Linked DNA regions of Homo sapiens: region 1 is linked to region 2. A link is a loop called in an ENCODE intact Hi-C map of the cell type or tissue named here. Cell type or tissue: PC-3. All regions are shown on one strand. Links, peaks and the distances in the headings refer to the core of each region. The heading gives the core; the rest is flanking DNA. Region 1 overlaps MAK (male germ cell associated kinase). Region 2 overlaps GCNT2 (glucosaminyl (N-acetyl) transferase 2 (I blood group)).

Evidence for each region. A loop is a pair of places that touch in the nucleus more often than their neighbours do. Peaks named below come from ENCODE experiments on the same cell type or tissue, not always from the same donor. Only the 100,000 strongest peaks of a DNase experiment are listed, where the experiment ranks them.
Region 1: a loop joins it to region 2, with 9 times the contacts of the local background. A loop is called at or near these places in 35 of 110 quality-filtered maps.

The regions. Positions count from the first base shown.
Region 1 is chr6:10,797,067-10,804,893 of GRCh38, reverse strand. It overlaps MAK (male germ cell associated kinase), which reads left to right. Exons shown (of 15, transcript NM_001242957.3): 7 at 1,003-1,174; 8 at 2,835-3,002. Among named protein-coding and RNA genes, the nearest start is that of MAK, 38 kb to the left of the region's middle. In PC-3, for the core only: a CTCF peak has its summit at 3,472 (motif pointing right); DNase peaks (open chromatin) are centred at 3,473 and 3,903.
Region 2 is chr6:10,523,796-10,531,616 of GRCh38, reverse strand. GCNT2 (glucosaminyl (N-acetyl) transferase 2 (I blood group)) reads right to left here. Exons shown (of 5, transcript NM_145649.5): 2 at 3,957-4,143; 3 at 1,781-2,986. The coding sequence starts at 2,705. Among named protein-coding and RNA genes, the nearest start is that of GCNT2, 6.4 kb to the right of the region's middle. In PC-3, for the core only: a CTCF peak has its summit at 2,903; a DNase peak (open chromatin) is centred at 3,226; H3K4me3 peaks cover 4,120 bases; H3K27ac peaks cover 2,254 bases.

The sequences.
Region 1 (7,827 bases), core at 960-5,959, 270 kb before region 2:
TCATCAACATTACAATGAAACAACATTGAGCAAAAACAACAGTGAACAAAACTAGTTTATTTGAGGGCTTGCAGTATTCTCAATGAAAGCAAAAAGACAGTATGCCAAACATTTGGACTGAAATATTTACACATTTTGGTTGGAAAAAAAGAGAATTGAGAGTGTCTTCCATTTAGCAGACTTTGTGTTGGACTCACCAGCTCACTTTGCTCTTGTAAATTGAGTATTTTTCTCAATTAAAAATATTGTTAGGCTGGGTGCAGTGGCTCATGCCTGTAATCTCAGCACTTCGGGAGGCTAAGGCAGGCTGATCACCTGAGGTCAGGAGTTCGAGACCAGCCTGGCCAACATGGGGAAACCCCGTCTCTACTAAAAATACAAAAATTAGCTGGGCATGGTGGTGTGCCCCTGTAATCCCCGCTGCTCGGGAGGCTGAGGCAGGATAATCACTTGAACCCAAGAGGCGGAGGTTGCAGTGAGCCGGGACCGCGCCATTGCACTCCAGCCTGGGCAACAAGAGCAAAACTCCACTCAATAAATATAGTTGACTACAGAAGAGGAGTCAGTTGAGGATATCAGTACTTTCAAACTGATAAAAAAAAACTCCACTACTCAGGATATAATCCTGTTCATCTTTTGTTTTCTGTGCTTCCTTGTGAATAGATGCTGAATATAATGCTTTGTAACATAGTTTTTCTACTTTTTTTCTTAATATATCAGATGGCACTTATTTCCATATCTATTCAGTTGAGTTCCTGTCTTAGGCTTGATGGACATTTCATAGACATTTGTCTCCAGCCCCACTCATTGTCTGTGATCAGGGAACATGTGTTGTGTCCTATTATCCCCAGAACATTGTACAAATGCCTGACACACAGATGGAACAGGGTCTGAATACCTGTTCCTTGATGGAAATGCATGACCACACAGCGTAGAATGCTACTGCCCATCCACCTTTGAAATTGCAATCAAAATTACCTCTTTTGTTCTCTATTTTCATAGGTATCGTGCCCCTGAAGTTTTACTGAGATCTTCAGTTTATAGTTCTCCCATTGATGTGTGGGCTGTTGGAAGTATCATGGCTGAACTCTATATGTTAAGGCCACTTTTCCCAGGGACAAGTGAGGTCGATGAAATCTTTAAAATTTGCCAAGTTTTAGGGACTCCCAAAAAAGTAAGTACTCTTGTCCCTAAGTTGCTATAACTTTTGATTATTTCTATCTTGCTACTTTGCTTTTAATTTTATAATTTTGATTATTTACAACTTTTGCCTAGATATCTGATATTTTCATTTTGAAATAGGCTCATACTTTAATGATTAATTTTCTTATAATTCTTTTTTTTTTTTTGAGATGGAGTCTTGCTCTGTTGCCCAGGTTGGAGTGCAGTGGCTCAATCTCAGCTCACTGCAACCTCCACCTCCCAGGTTTAAGCAATTCTCATGCCTCAGCCTCCCAAGTAGCTGGGATTACAGGTGTGCACCACCACGCCTGGTCAATTTTTCTATTGTTAGTAGAGAGGAGATTTCACCATGTTGGCCAGGCTGGTCTTGAACTCTTGAGCTCAAGCGATCTGCGATCTGCCCACCTCAGCCTCCCAAAGTGCTGGGATTACTTGGTGTGAGCCACCACGCCCGGCTGTAATCCTTATTTTTTTAATCGGAGTGGGTTAAGGATTGCAAGAAGCCAGAATCCCACCAGCTGAAGAAAAACAGGTGCTTGCCTTTCCTTAAGAACTTCAGGAAAAATTCTGTGTGTTTAGAGTGTAACTTGGGGGTGATGCCCAGCTGACACTGTACAGACAGCCTTGCTTGAGCTCTTTCCTGCTCATTCTGTGGCTGGCCATTGGCATCACCTGTTAACCCCTGGTGTCTTGAACCTTGTTTTTTCTTAACCGTTTCTTGTTTCCTTTTTTATATCTCCCCTGTGGATATTTGACTTCTTGAACTGAGTGCTTTTCAATTAACTATATTTCATCTACACCTTTCTTTCTGAAATGTGCTTTATAAGTGTGTATATAATGACATCCTAATTAAATTAGTAAGTGCCTTGTAGTTAACATTACACAAGTAAATGTAGATATTAAAGCTTTAATGTAATTGTCATTTCCCAGATATGTGCATTTTTAACATTGTATGCAATGGGTAATATACACGACAAGGATCTTTGTTCACAGTCAGCCTCTTTGTAAAGCACTTTTCCTTATTTGTTCAGAGTTAACCCAGGTATCATCACAGCAACATCACCATCAGGATCTAAAACCAGACAAGAGCTTAATATTGCAAAATTTATAAAGGCGGGCATGGTGGCTCATGCCTGTAGTCCCAGCACTTTGGGAAGCCCAGGCAGGAGGATCACTTGAGCCCAGGAGTTCAAGACCAGCCTGGGCAACATAGTGAAACCCCGTCTCCACAAAAAAAAATTAGCCAGGTGTGATGGTGCGCACCTGTAGTCCCAGCTACTCAGGAGTCTGAGGTAGGAGGATCTTTTGAGCCCGGGAGGGTGAGGCTGTAGTGAGCCATGATTGCTCCACTGCACTCCAACCTGGATAACAGAGCCAGATCCTGTCTCAAAAAAAACACAAAAAAACAAACAAAAAAAAGCTATAAAAGTGCTTTTCGCATTGTTTCCTAACTCTCAGCTTAATGTTCTTTCTATACTGTCGTAGCACTAAATTATAGACGTGGTCTGGTATTTCATTTTCATGTTTATATGGATCAACATGAAAATGTTCAAACATAAATGATGTTTATATTACTGCTGTGTTTTTTAAATGGATTACTAAAAACAATTTGTTTTGCCCTCCCCACCTGCACTTATATATTCCTGAAACAGAGTGACTGGCCAGAAGGATACCAGCTGGCATCCTCTATGAACTTCCGTTTTCCCCAGTGTGTTCCTATAAACTTAAAAACTCTTATTCCCAATGCCAGTAATGAAGCTATTCAGCTCATGACCGAAATGTTGAATTGGGATCCAAAGAAACGACCGACAGCAAGCCAGGTAAGAGGAGTCTTCCTGTTAGACCTTTAAAAATGTTTAGGTTTTGTAATATCAGGGATGTTTTCATTTACAAAGGCAGGTCTATTCTCAACCAGGATTTTACTAAGAGAATTAAACACAAAGTCCTAGGCATCCAGCGTATGTAATAAATTAATTTCTAGGCATATAATATCATTGGGAGAAATGCAGAAATAGCCACACCAATGATTTTCTGAGTTTTGTGGTTCAAATGAAGAACCCTGAGGTTGCAACAAGGAATCAATCTGCAATGATAAAAATTCAGACCTGCGACAGACTAGTTATGAAGGAATCTGTCATGGAAGCAAAAAGGCATCTCATGAATCATTCCACATAGTAGACTTTCCTATGCTGCCTTTACAGTTTAGGGGTGGGATTCTGGTTCACTTTATACAACAGTATCATCCCTTGCTGGGACTGGAGTGTGCAGCCTCTGGCTGCCACAAGAGGGCAGCATTGTGGCACCCAGGCTTTGTTCCTTTGTGACTACACCTGACATATCTACAGATGTATTCCAAGTCTAGGGCCTTTAAACCCAGTGTTTTTGTCTGCAAGGCTTCAATAAAAAGGCAATAATAAACTTTATTGTATTCTCATCATTTAAATATAAATTCCATGTGAAAATTACAAAAATTTATTTTGCTTTTTTTAAAATTAATCTTGAGAAAATGTTTTCTAAATGTCATCTGGAAGAACAAATGGGAAAGGATAGTCAAGATATGTTAAAACAAGAATAAGGAATTAGAGAGCGGTGATAGGGATGGACAGCTTGCCCCATCAGATATTAAAGTAATCTTTAAATTGATGATGGTAACAGTGGAAGTACTGGCATAAGAATTGACAAATAGCTGAATGTTGCAGAACATATGAGTCAGCACAAGGTAAACAAACGTGGCATCACAAAGAGGGGAGGACGGCTCAGTGGGTGATACTGGGAAAATTCATTAGCTCTTAGGGAAAAAAATAAATTGAGGTCCTTACTGCTCACCATACTTTACAACTCACAGAAGGGTTACATTTTGTTGTTGTTGTTGAGATGGAGTTTCACTCTTGTTGCCCAGGCTGGAGTGCAATGGCATGATCTCGGCTCACCGCAACCTCTGCCTCCTGGGTTCAAGTGATTCTCCCACCCTCAGCCTCCCGAGTAGCTGAGATTACAGGCATGAGCCACCACGCCTGGCTAATTTTGTATTTTTAGTAGAGACAGGGTTTCTCCATGTTGGTGAGGCTGGTCTCGACCTCCCAACCTCAGGTGATCTGCCCTCCTTGGCCTCCCAAAGTGCTGGGATTACAGGTGTGAGCCACCGCGCCCGACCAGGATTACATTTTCAAAGTGTAAAAAAAAAAGCACCCTAAACTGTTAGAAACAAAAGGAAAGCATACATGTGTATTTGATCTCAAGGTGAAAAAACACGGGTATAAAAATAATAGAAGAAACCACAAAAGGAAGATTCAAACAATTTGATTACATAAAAAGTAAAATTTTTCTCTATGTAAAAATCTTAAAATGGAAAGATAAGACAGAGAAAATTATTTTTAATTCTTAATATAATACTCCTACAGAAACACAAGAAAAATACTGAAATGTGTATGTGTATTTTCTTTTTTTTTTGAGATGGAGTTTCTGTTGCCCAGGCTGGAGTGTAGTGGCATGATCTCCACTCACTGCAACCTCCGCCTCCTGGGTTCAGGCGATTCTCCTGCCTCAGCCTCCCGAGTTGCTGGGATTGCAGGTGCCCGCCACCACGCTTGGCTTATTTTTGTATTTTTGTAGAGACCAGAGGGGTTTTTTTGTTTAGTTTTTTTTTGTTTTTGTTTTTGTTTTTGAAACGGAGTCTCGCTCCATCGCCCAGGCTGGAGTGCAGTAGCGTGATCTCGGTTCACTACACCCTCCGCCTCCCAGATACAAGCAATTCTTCTGTCTCAGCCTCCCTAGTAGCTGGGACTACAGGTGCCTGCCACCACACCTGGCTAATTTTTGTATTTTTAGTAGAGATGGGGTTTCACCTTGTTGGTCAGGCTGATCTTGAACTCCTGACCTTAGGTGATCCACCCACCTCGGCCTCCCTAAGTTCTGGGATTACAGGAATGTGCCACTGTGCCTGGCCAGAGACGGAGTTTTACCATGTTGGCCAGGCTGCTGTTGATCTCCTGACCTCAGGTGATCTGCCTGCCTTGGCCTCCCAAAGTGCTGGGATTACAGGCATGAACCACTGTGCCCAGCCGTTTAAGTGTATTTTCTAATTTTTCTTTTTTAAAATTTTTTGAAAGTTTTGTTTCTTTAAAGATGGGGTCTTACTATGTTGTCCTGACTGGTCTCAAACCCCTGGTCTCGTGCAGTTCTCCTGCCTTGGCCTCCCAAAGTGCTGAAATAATATAGGCGTGAGCCACCACACCTGGCCCATATTTTCTAATTTTTCTAAACATTCATTACCTTCATAATAAAGACATAATAAGTTTTTCAAATGTATTTTAAAAAGAAAAGTAGTAATGGGACATGAAAAAGAAACACAGGAAAAGAAATACAGATTACAAAAAATATTTTTTAAATGTTCAGTCTTTGTTTACTATTATAAAATGCAAGTAGAAATGAGATACCGTTTTTCATTTATCTCTCTTAGTAAGAGAAAGTAATTTTGTAGTATATAAAAAGAGCCTTGAAGACAATCAGAAATTATGCTCAAAGATGTTCAATTCCAATAGAAAACTGTACATTGAAAGTTAATCAAAATGTTTCCAACCATGTGCGGTGGCTCTGCAGTGCCGCACACCTGTAATCCCAGCACTTTCCGAGGCAGGCGGATCACTTGAGGTCAGGAGTTTGAGATCAGCCTGGCCAACGTGGCAGAACCCCATCTCTACTAAAAATACAAAAAATTAGCTAGGCATGGTGACACACACCTGTAATCTCAGCTACTCGGGAGGCTGAGGCAGAAGGATAGCTTGAACCCAGGAGGCGGAGGTTGCAATGAGCCAAGATCGTGCCACTGCACTCCAGCCTGGGTGACAGAGTGAGACTCTGTCTCAAAAATAAATAAATAAATAAATAAATAAATAAATAAATAAATAAATAATGTTTCTAAACTTAGGTTATGTGCATCTTTAATTTGGAATATACTGCCAGCATTAACAGTGAATTTGTAAAATAAAATTTTTAAATAATTTGGGAGAAATCTCATGCTAAAATACTATTATACAAATAATATGATTTTGTTTTTGAAAAATATATTTTATATGATGAGAAAAAAATACCGAAAAGTATAAAAAATGTTAGTCTTGGTTGTCTCTGGGTGTTAAATTTTTATTTTTGTCTTGAGAACTCTATACGTTTCTCATTCTCTACAATGATCACTGCTTCCCTTAAGTAAATAGGAAAAAATAAATGCTATTAATTTTTAAAGTTTTCCCTCTTCTTGAAGGATAGTAACTGGTATCTTAAAGTATCTTAAAAGGGAAGAGTTGGCCGGGCACAGTGGCTCATACCTGTAATCCTAGCACTTTGAGAGGCCAAGGTGGGCGGATCACGAGGTCAGGAGCTTGAGACCGGCCTGACCAACATGGTGAAACCCTGTCTCTATTAAAAATACAAAAATTAGCTGGGCATGGTGGCGTGTGCCTGTAATCCCAGCTACTCGGGAGGCTGAGGCAGGAGAATTGCTTGAACCCAGGAGGCGGATGCAGTGAGCCAAGATCGTGCCACTGCACTCCAGTCTGGGTGACAGAGCGAGACTCCATCTCAAAAAAAAAAAAAAAAAAAAAGGGAAGAGTTGTTATAAATAAAGCCTTGAAATTACAAAACACATCCTCAAAGTTTCCAGCTCCAAAATATGCATCATTAATTTAGGAATATTGACATACTAATTACTTAATGTGACTTAATTCAGAATTTGAGTACCTTCAGTGTGCTAGGCATTGAAGTATTCAAATTATGTATATTTGTGTATTCCACTGAGAATGCAAGTAACCCTTAACAAACTCTTTCTTGTGCTCTGTTTCACAGCCCTGCTTTTTAGTGGAAGTGGAAAGACCTAATTAGGGAGAGAGGTTGGTTAAGTTGTAGAATATGAAGACCATTTAAAGTACCAAGCTGCCTTCTGTTCCTCTAAAAACTGCCCTTACACATGGGAGGAGTTAACTGTTGGTCAGGGCTATGTTCCCACCTATGTGGGGACTGGCTAAAGGCAGGAGGTTCAGGGGAACAGAGCTTGACCATCTTAAGGAACCCATCCCCCCAAAAATGACCAGCTACTTTGCCCAGGTATTTGATGCCAATAAGGGAATTTTTCCATAGCTGAGCTACACAGGCTTTAGACATTCTGTAGAATATTTTTTCGGTTTTAGCCTTACTGACGTTGTGAACCAGATAACTCTTTGCTGTGGGGTGCTATTGTGTGCATTATGGGATAGTTAGCAATGTCCCTGGCCCTCTAGACACTAGACACTAGTAGCGTCCCCCAACCCCTGTCATTATAATAAGAAATGTCTCCAGACATTGCCAGATATCTCCCAAGGGGCAAACTTGCCTCCATTTGGGAAGCACTGCTATTAGATGGTGCCACCCATACACCAGGGGGTCCTTTCCCTCTCATGCAAGCAGTCAGGTGACTGATCTAGATAAAACTCAAACAGTGATCATTTTTCATAATATTTTTATATTTTCTTCCCATAAATGTCTTCTCTTTGCTGGTATACCGATGAAATAAACTTCAACAGTATGTGTTTGTTGTCCCCTCTTTAGATTTTTTTTTTATTACTAGTAGGTATATTGTTGTACTCAGGCTGAGAGTAACCCGGAATTTTACATACA
Region 2 (7,821 bases), core at 1-5,000:
GACTTAAAGAGAATTCTAAGCCTATGAAGCTTTGTATGCCAATATCTAAAACAAGCACCTGCAATGGTTTACACCCCTGGCTGTACATGAGAATCACTTGGAAGCTGTACAAATATCAATAGTTAGGTCTTGCCCCAAGGAGGGAAACAGGCCCTGGCTTAGTTATTTTTAGAAGCCCCAGATGATCGTAATGTGCATCCAGGGTTGAACCAGCAATCCAAAGAAACCAGGACTGTGATCTTCATACAGGTTCCAGTTACTTTTTCCTTTGAACTGCAAATATGAATTCTTATTTTGAATTGAACTAGCAGGACTAAATTGGTTCACTATAAACAACTTGAGATTATTCAAAAATCATTTGGAACTTGGACCAAAGGAGAGATGGAATTGATTTAGCAACAATTGAGACCTTATTGAAAGTCAACCTAAAAAGAACATCAGGCTTAGGAGACCTGGTTTATAATTGGTGCATTTGCTTACTAGCTGTGGGATTTGAGCACATCATGTAATCACATTGAAGTTTCTTCATCTATAAAATGGAGGTACTAGTCTAGAAATCTTTTTTTTTTTTTTTTTGAGACAGAGTCTCCGCTGGAGTGCGATGACGTGATCTTGGCTCACTGCAACCTCCGCCTCCTGGGTTCAAGCGATTCTACTGCCTCAGCCTTCTGAGAAGCTGGGATTACAGGCATGCGCCACCACGCCTGGCTAATTTTTGGTATTTTTAGTAGAGACGGGGTTTCACCATGTTGGCCAGGCTGGTCTCGAACTCCTGACCTTGTGATCCGCCCACTTCAGCCTCCCAAAGTGCTGGGATTACAGGTGTGAGCCACTGCGCTCAGCCTAGAAATCTTTAAGGTGCAATAAGGTTTTTTTGTTTGTTTGTTTGTTTTAACTTCTTGAAAAAAAATAGAGACAGTGTCTCACTATGTTGCCCAGGCTGGTCTCAAACTCCTGGCTTCAAGAGATCCTCCTGCCTCAGCCTTCCAAAGCGCTGGGATTACAGGCGTGAGCCACCATGCCTGGCCATGCTTTAGATTTTTGATTCAAGACCAGAAAAGAGCTTGCAAATAAAAAATTTGAAAGTTGTATCTTGCTCCCATTTCAAAAGGATGGGAGCTTCAACAGAGACAAAAATATTATGAAATCTTCAAATTGTCATTCAAATTTTATTTATAATACATATTCCTGATTTTAAATGCGTTGCGCTTAAAGGAGAATAAGGTTTACATTTTATTTATTTATTTATTTAGAGATGGAGTCTCGATCTGTCACCCAGGCTGGAGTGCAGTGGCACAATCTTGGCTCATTGCAACCTCCGCCCCTTGGGTTCAAGCGATTCTCCTGCCTCAGCCTCTCCAGTAGCTGGGATTGCAGGCATGCACCACCACGCCTGGCTAATTTTTTTAGTATTTTTAGTAGATACAGGTTTTCACCATGTTGGTCAGGCTGCTCTCAAACTCCTGACCTCAAGTGATCCACCTGCCTCCGCCTCCCAAAGTGCTGTGATTACAGGCTTGAGCCACTGTGCTCGGTCACGTTTTTATTTATATGGCCAGTGTTCCTTCGGTCTTTTGTCCTGTGAACAGAGCGGTTCACAAGAGTGGGTGATATAACACATCTCCATTTTACCATTTTACAGATGAAATTTTTTTTTTAATTTGACATTTAAAACCGTAAAGAAGTTTGTCCCATTTTTTCCACTCTTTTCAAAGCAACTTATTTAGTATTGACCATGCAGTGTTTATTCGTAAAAATAAAAGTTAAGAGACGTACATACCGGGAATCCTGTTGAGTGTCACCCAGAAATGTTCGTCGGGGCTGTAGGTGTCCTTGGACCAGGAGAGTAAGTCAAGTGCGAGCTGGTCTTGGAGGACGAAGTTAGCAAAGTCCCTTGTGAGAGCCACGTAGGCCGTGCCAAAGTAAATCACCATGTCATGAGGAGGAGGAGTTTTTAATTTTGTTGTTTTAATCACGTAGGAATTTTTGTGGTTTAACAGTTCTTGGTGGACGTATTTAGTCCGTCCAACAGCGTGGTCAGGAGGCAGCACTCCGGGGGTGATATTTTTCCCTTTAAATCCCTTCAGATACTGAACTATTTCCCTGTTGGTTTTCAGGGGAAAGTCTTGCCCGCAGGTGTTGATGACATACTTCCAGGGAACTTCAGAGGCCACAAGGTCTTCCAGGCAGTTCAGGTCAGCCTGGAGCCTGGAGATCCCCCCATAGACAACCGACTCCTTCTTGGAAGCCAGAAAAGCATTTGGGAAGCAGCTGAGTAACTGTTTCACTGCACCTTTAAAGGCATCCGTCGCCTTCTGATCCAGGTGCACACAGTAGACATTTTGGGGCATATAAATCGCCCTGAAGAGCCTCTCAAAAGTGCCGAAGTCTTTGTGGATGGTCACTGTGTAAGCTAAAGGGAACCCAGCCTCTTCTTCAGAGAGTGTTTCTGTTACATAGTGGCTTCGAACCATGTACTCATAGCAGGTAGCTTCATCAAGGGTAGTTTTCAATGCATTTTCTGTTGGGTAAAAAACTTTCCCCTCAAAAATCTGATGACAGGCTTCTGCTAACAGTGAAGCATTGGACAGAGCTGCCCTCAGAAAACGTTTATTCTCCCATAACTCAGTATTGTAAACAAATACAAAAATCAGGGCAGAGATAAGAGACGCGCTAAAAAGACAGTGCTTCCAAGAGCCCATCATTCACAACCAGGAAATGAGTAAAATATCTCTCTCTTGAGATAGGATCAGAGTGTAGATATATTTAACTTACATTTTCTCCAGGTTCCGAAATCATCCTCGTGATGGCTGAAGCTCTCGTCTGGCTGTTCCCTGTCCCTTCAGTTCACGGTTCTGGTCCTTTTTCTTTCTTCTTCCCCTCTTCACTTACCACTAGGTTGCATTTTCACTTTTCTGTGACACATTTCTGAAGTGGCTCCTTTGCATTTGGCTTGCCTGTTCTCCTGCTAACCTGCAACCTGTGTCTACACAAAAACAGATGTCCTCAGAGAGGTTCTGATTCCAGGGGGTCCACCTGTTCCCACCATGAAATTACAAGTGGGTGAGGTGACCATTCTGCAAGTCATCGGCTCTAAGACCTTAACCTCAGCCTCTTGTCCCGGCCAGAGTCTAGTAACTATGTCCCCTCCCCTGCTTCCTGTTAATCATTGTGTTCAACAGCCTGAGTTTATTTGCTTAAACTGCACTGCCAAGCTACGAGCTTCAGTTTAAAGCATGTGAATACTGCCTGGAGAGATATTCTATCAATAAATATGTAGTGCTTTAAAAAAATTGCTTAACCCTGTCTTTTTCCACAGCCACACCTCGCTCTCCCCATTGGCTGGGTATGCTATACGACATGGCATATGACTGGCTACTGGGCTAAATTCTTTCCAGGGCTTAATTTTGTCTGCTGCTGGGTAAAGTCCTTTAAAATGCCCATTAATTAGCAAGCTTACCTCACCACCTAACTTACTGCACAAAGTGACTGTGGCACTCGGATGAATAAAGGCTAACTTCTTTTTTTAAAACAACAAAACGACCAATAGCCCATCATCACCCAAAATTGCATACAGGCTAACATAGTGAATTTCAAGTTTATTTTGCCCTGGTCCGCATAGGATGCAGACAGAGAACCCTGATGCTTAGAGGAAGGAGAGAAGAGCATCTCAGTCTTGAATTTTAGGAGAGAGGCTCTTATGTCCAGATTTACAAATGCTTTAAAGGAGGCTTTTTTTTTAATCTGTAAAAAATGAGAATAATTTTACCACCAGAGGTCAATTGTGAGAATAAAATGAGATAACATATACAGAGTCCATCGCCGTGTCCAGGAACAGATTGGGGTGGTAAAGCAGCAGCAAAATGGTACTAAACAAGAAGTCCGTTCACACACACGCATGCATACACACGTATCTCTTACCCCACACTCATACTTCTAATAAATGACACAATTACCTCTCCTTTGAAATCTTCTTACTCTTCCCTTACTCCCTCCTCTGTGAGTCCATGCCAATCAGATTATACATCTAAAACGTCAGCGACGAGTTTTGTATGATGTGGTGGTTAGCTGCACCCGGTGTGAAAGCATGTTCCATTGGCGCCGAGCTCATGTATTCCTCATGTTTCTGGCTCCTAGCATTGTCTGTATGTAGTAGACAAGCAACTTTTTATTTTATTTTATTTATTTATTGAAACGGAGTTTCGCTCTCGTTGCCCAGGCTGGAGTGCAATGGCACGATCTCGGCTCACTGAAATCTCTGCCTCCCAGGTTCAAGCGATTCTCCTGCCTCAGCCTCCCAAGTAGCTGGAATTACAGACACCTGCCACCATGCCTGGCTAATTTTTGTATTTTTAGTAGAGACGGGGTTTCACCATTTTTGAGCAGGCTGGTTTCAAACGCCTGACCTCAGGTGATCCACCCGCCTCGGCCTCCCAAAGTGCTGGGATTACAGGCGCGAGCCACCGCACAATCAACTATTTATTGATTGAATGCTCAAGTTTTCATTTCCCTGCTTCCCTGATCACATTAGTGAGAAATTCCAGGTAATACTGATTTGTAGGAGATATATATTTGTATCTGTGAATGTGGTACAGTCAATAAACCTAATTTTTCCAATGTATCTTCTAACTTTTATTAAATGTAATTAATTAATTAATTTACTCTTTTGTAGAGATGGGGGTCTTACTGTGTTGCCCAGGCTGGTCTTGAACTCCTCAAGCTATCCTCCTACCTCAGGGTCCCAAAGCTTTAGGATGACAGCTGTGAGCCACTGCACCTGGCTCATTTTCTTAATCACAAAGACGACATAATATCGTAGATAGTTTCTAAACACAATGTTTCCACGTCCTGTACTTTCATTTACCTCTTGCCTATAGGAAATACACATTCTTATTTTATCAAGAACACAGGGGAGGCTGGGTGCAGTGGCTCACGCCTGTAATCTCAGCACTTTTGGGAGGCCAAGGCGGGAGGAGCTCGAGGCCAGGAGTTTGAGACCTGCCTAGGCAACACAGCCAGGCCCCATCTCTAATAAAAAAAAAAGAACGCAGGAAGATGCAAGCTTAAATCCTGCATTCTGCACTTACTATTATACAATAACATTTTCCATAGTGCTTCTTGGTGTGCCTTGGGTATTATCTTCACAATCACTACTTTAGAACCTGGAGTTATTCCTGTTGATTTTTCCGCTAACCCAGCTAAAAGCGAACACATTGAGACGGCAGCCAACCCCATTTCACGGTGTCAGGAACACAGGAAATGATGACAAGAAAGGACACAGGGAAAATTCTCTAGAACACAGTGAGTCAGTTCTCAGTTGCTTCTGGAATCAGATTCTACAGCGTGACTCAGGTACACCCAGTTGTGCCTATAGGGCCCCCAAAATAGAATTTAATCAACCCAAATATCTATTTTCTTAACTATCTTTCATGCGTCTATCCAGAATTCTTTTGAACAAATCACTTCTTCAATACAGAACGCATACAAAATCAATCTTTTCTGAAATGACTAAAATTTCTCTAATTTTTAGTTGACTTTTAACGTCTCTTTAGACCCTGTCCATATCAAATGAAATACTATAGGAATGATTAAATGAAAATGTCAATGCTGAATTATGCTTATCTAAACTAGTCAAGTAATTTTTACCATATTTTCTCCTAATTTATCCAGACAATTACATCAGGTGTTTGTTTGACTCTTACCTCATTCTTGGCCTAGTTCTATCCCTCCAGACATTGCAGACATAGAAGCATCTTGAATTATTTGCCTGCTCTTCGAATTTACAACTCACTGGATTTAGTTGCAGGGTAACGAACACTTGTATTTTGTGCTCTGCTGCAAGTACAAGCAAAGTTCATACGTCTTTACTTGTACCTTACCTGTAATGCTAAGACGGTCCCTTGATTTTGAGCTCTGGAATATTTATGATTCTGTAAAATAGTATCTTTGACAATGCTAGACATTTAAAAAAAGAATTAATATGAACCTATTTCCTTTTTCATCAACCCAGTGCCAGCTGGTGCATTTTATTTTGGTAGGCACATGGGACACGCTGGTCTTCCAGACCCTCCAGCTTTCCCAATGCCCTTGTACAATCTATCAGTAATCACTCTCCTCAATTCTGGGCTCTAGGCTCTTGCGTTTGTGTGATATAATGGGAGGAGATGGTAATCAGGGAGTGACCAAAAGGACGCGAGATTGTTCATCCCAGGTTGAATTTCAGATCAAAATTAATACCCCCCAATTCTAAGTCGGAGGCACTGATCAGGTGGGATAAATAAAGAGTTCTGAACAAATTGGGAACCAGCAAAGACTTATAGTTTGGTTGCTCAATAACTGGCAGGGTGTATATTATGTTCAATCACTAATTGCTTATTTCTCCATAACACATACTCTTATAAATTCTCACTCTCCAGGATGTAAACTAATTTTCATTGCACTAAGACACTGCACTTAGAGTTTAATCTCAATAACTGACTGTAGAAAGAGAAGCAGAAAAAAAGGGGTTCCTTTCTACAGACAAGAATCCCATCATCCTCACCTTAATTATTCATGGACCATATGATGCCCAAAGCACTTTTCACATATTCATTTTACCATGACATCACCTGTGTGCCCAAATTAGAAACCGGGGGGGTGGGCCGATGGAAACTTTCTCAGTGTCTGTGAAAGCCTGATGCAGTCTCAGAGGAAGAACAGCTTGGATTAAACTGGTTTTTAATCTGAAGGGCAACACATTTTGTCCTTTTTCTTTTCTTTCTTTCCTTTTCTTTTTTTTGGGGGGTGGGGGACAGAGTTTTGCTTTTGTGACTCAGGCTGGAGTGCAACGGCACAATCTCAGCTCATTGCAACCTCGGCCTCCCAGGTTCAAGTGATTCTCCTGCCTCAGCCTCCCAAGTAGCTGGGCTTACAGGTATGCACCACCATGCCTGGCTAATTTTTGTATCATTTTGTCCTTTTTCAAAAAGACAACCTTTTCCTGTCCTCCTCTCTGCCTGCTCTTTCTTATTTATGTGTTTTCTCTTGACAAGTTCGGTACCCTGCTTTATCCTCATCACTATTTCTTTTTAAGCATAGGTTATAACCACAGGCTTCCAGCAACAGGGCTTAAATAGTATGGTTAAAAAGAGCCCTGGATTGAGTTAGAGACCAGCCTGACCAACATGGAGAAACCCTGTCTCTACTGAAAATACAAAATTAGCCGGGCGTGGTGGCGCATGCCTGTTAATTCCAGCTACTCAGGAGGCTGAGGCAGGAGAATCGCTTGAACCCCGGGAGGCGAAGGTTGCGGTGAGCCGAGATCGTGCCATCGCACTCCAGCCCAGGCAACAAGAGCGAAACTCCGTCTAAAAAAAAAAAAAAAAAGCCCTGGATTATGTGTCAGAAAGTTTCCGTGGACCAAGGCCACTCTTAACAGGCTTGGAGCCGTTGAATAAGTCATTTGATTTATAATCACAGCTTCCTCTTGGAGTGAATTTGAGAAAACAACACCCGTTTGTTGAAAAACAAACCAAGATCCAGCATGGATCTCGCAGGCTGTAAGGGGCTCTGCTGTTACTTAGAGCCTCCAACTCCCAACTGTGGCTTCCTTCCTAGCCAGATCACCACACCTCTTAGTCTTGGTTTTTTTTTTTTTTTTTTTTTGAGACAGAGTCTCGCTCTGTCACCCAGGCTGGAGTGCAGTGGCGCGATCTCGGCTCACTGCAAGCTCCGCCTCCCGGGTTCAGGCCATTCTCCTGCCTCAGCCTCCCGAGTAGCTGGGACTACAGGCGCCCACCACCAAGCCCGGCTAATTTTTTTGTATTTTTAATAGAGACGGGG